2 separate regions of the Homo sapiens genome follow, and region 2 is linked to region 1. A link is an interaction called in ENCODE POLR2A ChIA-PET data of the cell type or tissue named here. Cell type or tissue: Panc1. All regions are shown on one strand. Links, peaks and the distances in the headings refer to the core of each region. The heading gives the core; the rest is flanking DNA.

Region 1 (4,402 bases), core at 336-4,335:
CTTAACAAGACTGAATCATAGAAGCTAGGCGTCTTAGTCCGTTCTCATGCTGCTGTCAAGAACTGCCCAAGACTGGGTAATTTATAGAGAAAAGAGGTTTAATTGACCTCACAGTTCTGCATGGCTGGGGAAGCCTCAGGAAACTTACAATCATGGCGGAAGGCATCTCTTCAAAGGGTGGCAGGAGGGAATGAGTGCAAGCAGGGGAAATGCCACATGCTTATAAAACCATCAGATCTTGTGAGACTCACTCTTTATCACGAGAACATCATGGGGGAAACTGCCCCCATGATCCAATTACTTCCACCTGGTCCCACCCTTGAAACATGGAGATTATTACAATTCAAGGTGAGATTTGGGTGGGGACACATAGCCAAACCATATCATTAGGATGCTTGAGTCACTGTTTTGGAGATAGTTCTGAATTCTGGGCACTAAGGAATACCGTTTGGACACTGATCCTTTTATGTTAAAGATGGTGAACTGGTGAGTTGCAGTGTTCTCCTTTCAGTTTGTTAATTGGGAATCCTATAGTTGAGCCTAAATTTTCAGTGTTTTGCTTTTTTTTTTTTAATCATAAATGGCAAATATTACGCCTACCCAGAATACGGTGCTTTGAAACCCAAATGTTAAGGAGATAAATGGGTATACCTAACTGCTTGGGATGAACAAGATTTTGGGGAATAGGAGGATGGCTTCTTTAGAGACCTAACAGTTATTTGTGTGGCCTGGAAAAGTGGGATAGCTCATTCTGAATCATTTTCAAACTTGTCCAGAGAGCTCTGGGGCTCCTCAGAGGAACCTCAGTACTACTAGTGGGAATAGGGTTGCCAAGAAGGGCAGGGGTCTTATCCCCACATCCTTTAACTAAGGAACTTCTACTAGACACAAAGGAAAACAAAGAACTTTGAATATAATAAATTAGCTTTTGCTTCTTTGTCATAGAATCTTCCTGAGTTACTGTTTGTGTACCAACTCTTGAGGGTTCCATCATGTATGATGAGGAGCCACATCAAGACCTTTCACCTGTGCTCTCTTATTCTTTTCTTCTGCCATTCCCTCTGCCCCTCTCACACAAACCTTTTTGTAGAAAGGAAAGCAGGGACAAATAACACTTGAGTTCCAGGCGTTGGGAACTAGTTAAGATCTGTTAGAAAAGAAAGATTTAAACAATTTTTGAAAGCCCTGAAAATTATCTTCCTAAATCTTTTACCTAAATGGAAATTTGTATTATCTTCATTAGGAAGAATATATATGGAAGTAATCAACAAACTGAACTAGTTAGAAAGCAGTGTATTTTAGCCAATAATGAGCCTTAACCTTTGCAGGGTTAGCACATGGAAATCGTTATTATATACTAGCAGATACAGCTATGCCACCATACTTCTTAAGTCAAGGACCAATTCTTCATTATACCAGCGTGTTCTGATTTTCACAGTTAATCTTATTTGGTTGCTAAATGCCTTACGTACCTAATGAAATGAAATTTGGGAATTGACTAGCTTAATTTTGCAGTGTGAAGTGGTTCCCTTCTCTTTATTTTAAAACATTTTTTCTCCCAAAATTTTGAAGATATTTTGACTAATTCAAATTTCATATAATTTTAAGAGTACTATAATTTATAAGCTATAGAGGTGTGTGATTTGAATGCTTCCTATCTAATGCGACTGGAATTTTTCTCCAATTATAAGAGAGACAAGACCATCATTCTCCAGTTTCAAAAAAAAAAAAAAATGCAGCTGCTTGCAAGAGGAGAGCTAAACTAACAGAACATTTAATATTTTGAAAAATATGTCCTGGGGGAAAAGATTCTTCTGTTTAAAAAGATATTAAATTATTTGGCTTGGCAGCTCCAGGGTGTGAATATTTTGAGCTCCATCACTATCATTTATTTTTTATCGAGTTCAAATGGAAAAATTGAGAACTTTATTTTGACATGTAGTCCTTTATTAGATATATAAACCTTTAGCTGCAAGGGACTACATGTTACTGTGAATTACATAGGCACATTCTACTTTTAGTGGATCAGTGTTTAATTTTCAAAATTCTCAGCAAATAGCACAGCTGCAGCCAAAAATTCCTGTAGCCCAGATGAAACTAATAGTTCCAGGCTGTGTTGCTGTCATTCATTACTAATCCAGGTATGAGTGCTTACTGTTTTTAATTTTCCTTTTCCGAACTTGAAGGCAGTGTTTGTCTTTTCCCACAAGAAGTCAGTGATAATGTGCCTGAGATTCCAGCAACTGGAGATAGTTGGCCTTTTCCACACTGACACAACTAGACTTTCTTTTAGGGCTAGTATAGATAGCAGTTTGATGATAAACAAAAAACAGTGGGAGACAGGCACATAGTAGGGTATTAAGGAAAAACAAGAATGTATTAGGGATTTGAACCTAATTTTTGGAAGTTGGTGTCATGGAAAGCATCTGCTGCCTACCATACGATATCCATTGATGGCATGTGCCATTTGGGCAAGAATATTGAGTTAACTGGACAATATGTTTTTATGTTTATTATAATTCGTTTTTTTTTTTTTTTTGAGATGGAGTCTCACTCTGTCACTCAGGCTGGAGTGCAGTGGCTCAATCTTGGCTCACTGCAACCTCTGCCTTCTGTTTCAAGCAGTCCTCCTGCCTCAGCCTCCCGAGTAGCAGGGATTACAGGTGCATGCCACCATGCCTGGCTACTTTTTGTATTTTAAGTAGAGATGGGGTTTCACCATGTTGGCCAGGCTAGTCCTGAACTCCTGACCTCATGTGATCTGCCTGCCTCGGCCTCCCAAAGAGCTGGGATTACAGGTGTGAGCCACTGTGCCCATCCTCTTATAATTATTATTAGTAATAGAACTTTCAGAAACATTCAAAATATTATCACCAATTATTCTCTTCAAATCCGACCAGAATGGATTCATTTTGCATTTTAAAATGTCTTAATTGACACTTAAAAACTGTGAATTTCAGCTAGTCAGGAGGCTGAGGTGGGAGGATCCCTTAAGCCTAGAGTTTGAGGCTGTAGTATACCATGATTACATCTGTAAATAGCTACTGCATTGCAGCCTGGGCAACATAGTGAGACTACATATCTAAAAAAAAGAAAAAGAAAAAAACTGTGATATAGAATGAAGAATAAAGATTGTAGACTTTGGAATTGGACAAAAGTTGGAAGCATTCCCCTTGAAATCTGGCACAAGACAAGGATGCTATCTCTCACCACTCCTATTCAACATAGTATTGGAAGTTCTGGCCAGGACAATCAAGCAAGAGAAAGAAAGAAAGCATAGTCAAATAGGAAGAGAGGAAATCCAACTATCTCTGTTTGCAGATGACATGATCCTATATCTAGAAAACCCCATTGTCTCAGCCCAAAAGCTTCTTAAGCTGATAAGCAACTTCAGCAAAGTCTTAAGATACAAAAATCAGTGTGCAAAAATCACAAGCATTTCTACACACCAACAACAGACAAGCAGAGAGCCAAATCATGAATGAACTCCCATTCACAATTGCTACAAAGAGAATAAAATACCTAGGAATACAGCTAACAAGGGAAGTAAAGGACCTCTTCAAGGAGAACTACAAACCACTGCTCAAGGAAATCAGAGGACACAAACAAATGGAAGAACATTCCATGCATATGGATAGGAAGAATCAATATCGTGAAAATGGCCATACTGCCTAAAGTAATTTATAGATTCAATGCTATTCCCATTAAACAACCATTGATATTCTTCACAGAATTAGAAGAAACTATTTAAAAATTTGTATGGAACCAAAAAAGAGGTCATGTAGCCAAGACAGACCTAAGCAAAAAGGACAAAGCTGGAAGCATCTGTTACCAGACTTCAGACTTCAAACTATACTATAAGGCTATAGTAACCAAAACAGCATGGCACCAGTACAAAAACAGACACATAGACCAGTGGAACAGAATACAGAACTCAGAAATAAGACTACACATCTACAACCATCTGATCTTCCACAGACCTGATAAAAACAAGCAATGGGGAAAGGATTCCCTATTTAATAAATGGTGCTGGAATTACTATTATCTATAGTATCTATACTAGCCCTAAAAGAAAGTCTAGTTGTGTTTCATATGCAGAAAATTGAAAGTGGACCCCTTCCTTATACCTTATACAAAAAATTAACTCAAGATGTATCAAAGACTTAAATATAAAACCAAAAGCCATAACAACCATAGAAGAAAATCTAGGCAATACCATTCAGGACATAGGCACAGGCAAAGATCCCATGATGAAATCACCAAAAGTAATTGCAACAAAAGCAAAAATTGACAAATGGGATCTAGTTAAACTAAAGAGCTTTTGCACAGCAAAAGAAAGTATCATCAGAGTGAACAGGCAACCTGTAGAATGGGAAAAAATTTTTGCACTCTATCCATCTGA
Region 2 (4,402 bases), core at 329-4,328, 59 kb after region 1:
ACTTGAATTATATTTCTCTTATAATCATTCTTCTATTTGCTTAGCAATAAGATATTATCTGTGATGGGCTTCCTTTTTCTTTTTACTCTCTGCTATTACTCCTTAACTTTTTGTCTTTAAAAAAAGTTGCAAGGTACTAGCACTAAACATTCAGTAAAGGAGTAGATAAGGCTGGGCATGGTGTCCCACGCTTGTAATACCAGTACTTTGGGAGGCCAAGATGGGAGGATCTCTTGAGACTAGGAGTTTGAGATAAGCCTCAGTAACATAGCAAGACTACATCTCTACAAAAAAAAGAAAAAAAAAAGGAGTGAATAAAATAGGAACCTCTAAATAGTATTTATCTTTGCAATAGCTTTTATAAAATTTGAGATTCAAACTCCTTGTTTGATACACTCTAAATCCAAGTGGGGGTAACTTGTTTTAATTCCAAATTTGTACTTAAGTGTGGGAATAGCTCATCTTTTTCAAATACATTCTAAATAAAAAAAAAAATGGGTAGGATCTGCTTATATAACTCATACTGTTATATGTGTTTTTTTGGTTGTTTTTTTTTTTTTTTTAACCCAAGCTTACATAGGTTTTCTCTAATGCTAGGTGATCTGAAGGAAATCATTAAAATCTTTGGGTTGTTTGAAATTCCTTGCCTCTCTATTTGAAGTTAGTCTGGATCAAAGGGACCAGGATTTAAGTTTTTAAAAGAAACTTTGTCAAAATAAAAACTCCTTTAGGGAGACTTATGCAAATACTCAGTTGGACTTTTCAAATATAGTACTTAAATCCAGAAATAAATGTGTATTACTATATACAAATTTAATTGCCTTCCAAAATATATTACACCAAAGGGATATTCATTTTATGCTTTGAAGTTGGGTTCAGAAAAAATTTTTTTGTGTGACCTGGTGATGTCTGTACATTGTTATTAATTTGGATTATAAGTTTTCTTTGGAACAGTTCAAGGGGCTTTGTCTTTAGAAACAAGATGATGTGTTACCAGGACCTTACCTCCTTTTTCATTCTTCTTGCCTCCCTCTTTCTTTCACTCATCCTCTTGAAAAGGTTATAGTCATTTATCACTGTGAGAATAGGCACTGCAAATACTATTATGAATATGAGACCATTATCCTTCCCTTCCTCCTCCCATCCCCAGAGATATGGTGAGAGATCTTGTAAAACTTAGTTTTTGGCAATGTCAAAAGGTGTAAATAAGTTAAGATCATAGGCCAGGTGTGGTGGCTCACACCTATAATCCCAGCAATCTGAGAGGCCAAGGCAGGAGGATCTCTTGAGCCCAAGAAGTTCGAGACCAGCCTGGGCAACACAGCATGACCTCATCTCTACTAAAAATTAAAATTAAAATAATTAGCCGGGGACGGTAGCCTGCCCCTGTAGTACCAGGTATTCAGGAAGCTGAGGCAGGAGGATTGGTTGAGCCCAGGAGTTTGAGGCTGCAGTGAGCCATGATTGTACCACTGCAGTCCAGCTTGGTTGTCAGAGCAAGACTCTGTCATTCATTCATTCATTAAAAAGGAAGGAAGGAAAGGGAAAAAAAGATCATAATAACAATGACTGAGCATTTTTCATATGCTCCTGGCTTTCTAAAATCTGAGTTCAGCTGTGGTTGTCCTGGACACTGTCTGAGTCGCTGTTGTCAGTGTATCAGTATCAACAGGAACCATCATTGCAAATACAGTCAGAGATTGGGAAAAGCAATTGTTTCCAAAAGTTATGCTTCTTTGATCTAAATAAATGGTACATTTTAGCTTTATGCAAGATTAGGGATTATTTTAGAGATTTATGACAATTCCATTTGTTCCTATATAGGGGATCTGAGCTTGACGCTTGATGCTGGATTTGACTAACTCCCTGCAAAGCCAGCAGGGTGTAGATGTGTATTACCAAGGCATTACACTTGGCAAAGGAAGGAATGAATGCTGCATTGCCTAATATCCCATAGGGATGGGAAGGAGGAGTGTATAACATTCCTTCAGTGTGATTGAGGGCTGTGTAGACTGTATGAGTAAGACAATGTGACTTGAAGATATTAAGTAGAGTCCATACTTAGGTCATTAGAATTCTTGGTCATTGACCTAGATATCAGGAAAGCAAATAGTGTTGGGTGATTAACCAGGGCAGATGCCTTAATTTAGGAATGCAACAAATAACTTACTAGTTTTCATTTTTCCAGCTCCTCAACCTTTTCTTTCATCTTTCATTCTCTTGTTAGTATTAGGCATGGTCGGTGACAGATCTTTGCCAAGGTCTAATACTGAATATTACTAACAGCATGGTGATAAATGTCTCTTCTGTTTCTTTTTAAGGCACAGGTTATCTTGTTGCTAACATAACTCAGAACTCTGATACCATGACCTGCTTAGTAAATAAAATACTTTCCTGCTATCAATAATTGTGTACGCTTACTTTTTGTTGTTATTGTTGCTTTGTAACCAAAGTATTAGAATGCCCATCTCCTTTGCTGTTTCTTTGCAAATTCAGTGCCTGAACCAATACTTATAACCTATTTGTCATGGCAATTTTCATTATAAGATTAGGTAGTGAGTTGTTGTATAGAAATAGAAATATGAGAATTCACTTTAAATATTTACCCTCTTCATTTTTGTCAAAAGTGTAATGATCCTGGCTTGAGTACCTGGAACAGGTTAACCTGTGGATTTTTCTTCTCTAAAATATTTAAGGTTAAAGGTGCCTCTGATGACTGCTACAGGTTTTATCTAGCCCCAGTTACAGCATTCTGAGTCTTTTGGGTGTGCCCCAACATAGTAGCATACTTTATGGCAAATATATGGTCGCTTGATATGAGCATTGGGACAGCTCTCTTCTTGTGTTTACACTTCACAATACGAACTGGAGCATTTGCTGATCCACACCCAGGAGGTTCATTCTGGCTAACAGCCCAGTAAAGTCTACCATTTGGGATGGTAATGGTCAGCTAGGACTTGCCTAGGCTTTCAGCATTGGAGTTTGCAATAAATATGCGAAAGATACCTTGGTCTTGAAGAGCCTGACTGTGGAGCATGCCAATCAATTGTAATGAGTTTTGTTTCAGTGTTTTTGAAATGGCATTTGCTGAGCTTAGTGACATGCTGTCCTTAAATATGTTAGGATACCCTTTTGCCTTCTATGACTTAATTGTAGTTTCTAATGTATGTCATTTATAAATATATTCTTTCAGCCAGGCCTAAGTTTTGAGCCTAACAACACGTCTGTGTTGGTATATTTTCAAGAGTTTTTTAAGAGACCTAAGTAAAATATTCTAGCATATTTCTTATACTCTTAAATTCTGATATAAATAAATATCCTTACTCCTGCCCATTTGTCATTACCTTATTTCTTATCTTTTCACAACCATCTTGCAGAATTTTATTGTTTCAGGCTGAAAGAGTGAGGGTTGTGATCAACTCAGTATACCATTGGAGGTTATAAGAGTAAACAGCAAACTGTTCTCATAAATGCAGAATGTTGGCAAACTGACAAACTGCATCTGCCGCCCAGAAGGAATGCTGAGGGAATTCACGCCCCAAGCGCAGTGTTTCTTGTGATTAGGCACATTTGAAGCCTGTTAGCAATAATGTGAACCTGTGATCAATCAAGCAGCTGACCAATCGTTATCTGCTTCTCTCTGCTCCTTCTACCCAGTAAATATGAAGGGCTGTAGAAGCTGAGGGCTGCTGCCTTTGCTCACTAGAAGCAAGGAGCTCTCTTCTTCTTCCCCGGACTTCTTCTTTAAAACAGTTTCTTTTAAGTTTTCATTTCTGCATTTGTCCCCCCTTCATTCAGTCCTGTGGTAACCGTAGTAACTGTGGCAAACTGCGGCAAGTGGCACCCAAACAGGGGCGAACAGGGACAGATAGAGACTAGCAGAGACTTGCAGGGACAGGGAGGGACAGACAGGGACAGATAGGGTCCTATAGGGACTTGAATGAGGAAGGTATGCTGGAACAGAGAAAGTGAGACTGACCAGACGAACAAGAAACCCCTTTACAAGTCTGCCAGCAGCAATATAAGGTCAGTGCCCTAAAGAGGTAAAGAGAATGGGAAGTTTTTGAATCAGGGTAACATGGGGAAGAATTTGGCTATTTCTTTTCTCTTTTCTGTTTGGAATTTGGTTCATATTGTCCTTTTGTCATTATTTCAAAATTCGAGAGAATTTTTTGCACCACCCACAGCACCTATCAAGGGTGGTGAACAGAAGAGGGAGGATGAAAATTGCCTTGTACGGTCTTCTTTTATGGCTACAGGAAGGCTAACTTTAACTTTGGCTTTTGAGATTGCAAACGTGGACTGTAAATGTGCACTGGCACCTGTGAGATGTACAAAAAACTTGGGAGGTTTTCTCAGAGCTTGTCAAGATATGGGAACTGAGCTTCATTGCTCTACAATG

What was found. Peaks named below come from ENCODE experiments on the same cell type or tissue, not always from the same donor. Only the 100,000 strongest peaks of a DNase experiment are listed, where the experiment ranks them.
Region 2: POLR2A ChIA-PET joins it to region 1 with 5 read pairs; 3 of 35 experiments call an interaction of 5 or more read pairs at or near these places.

What each region holds. Positions count from the first base shown.
Region 1 is chr1:222,854,184-222,858,585 of GRCh38, forward strand. All of the region lies in intron 1 of DISP1 (dispatched RND transporter family member 1), which reads left to right. Among named protein-coding and RNA genes, the nearest start is that of DISP1, 41 kb to the left of the region's middle. In Panc1, for the core only: no CTCF peak of the experiment used is centred there; no DNase peak of the experiment used is centred there.
Region 2 is chr1:222,913,456-222,917,857 of GRCh38, forward strand. The region is part of intron 1 of DISP1 (dispatched RND transporter family member 1); the gene reads left to right. Among named protein-coding and RNA genes, the nearest start is that of DISP1, 100 kb to the left of the region's middle. In Panc1, for the core only: no CTCF peak of the experiment used is centred there; a DNase peak (open chromatin) is centred at 1,952.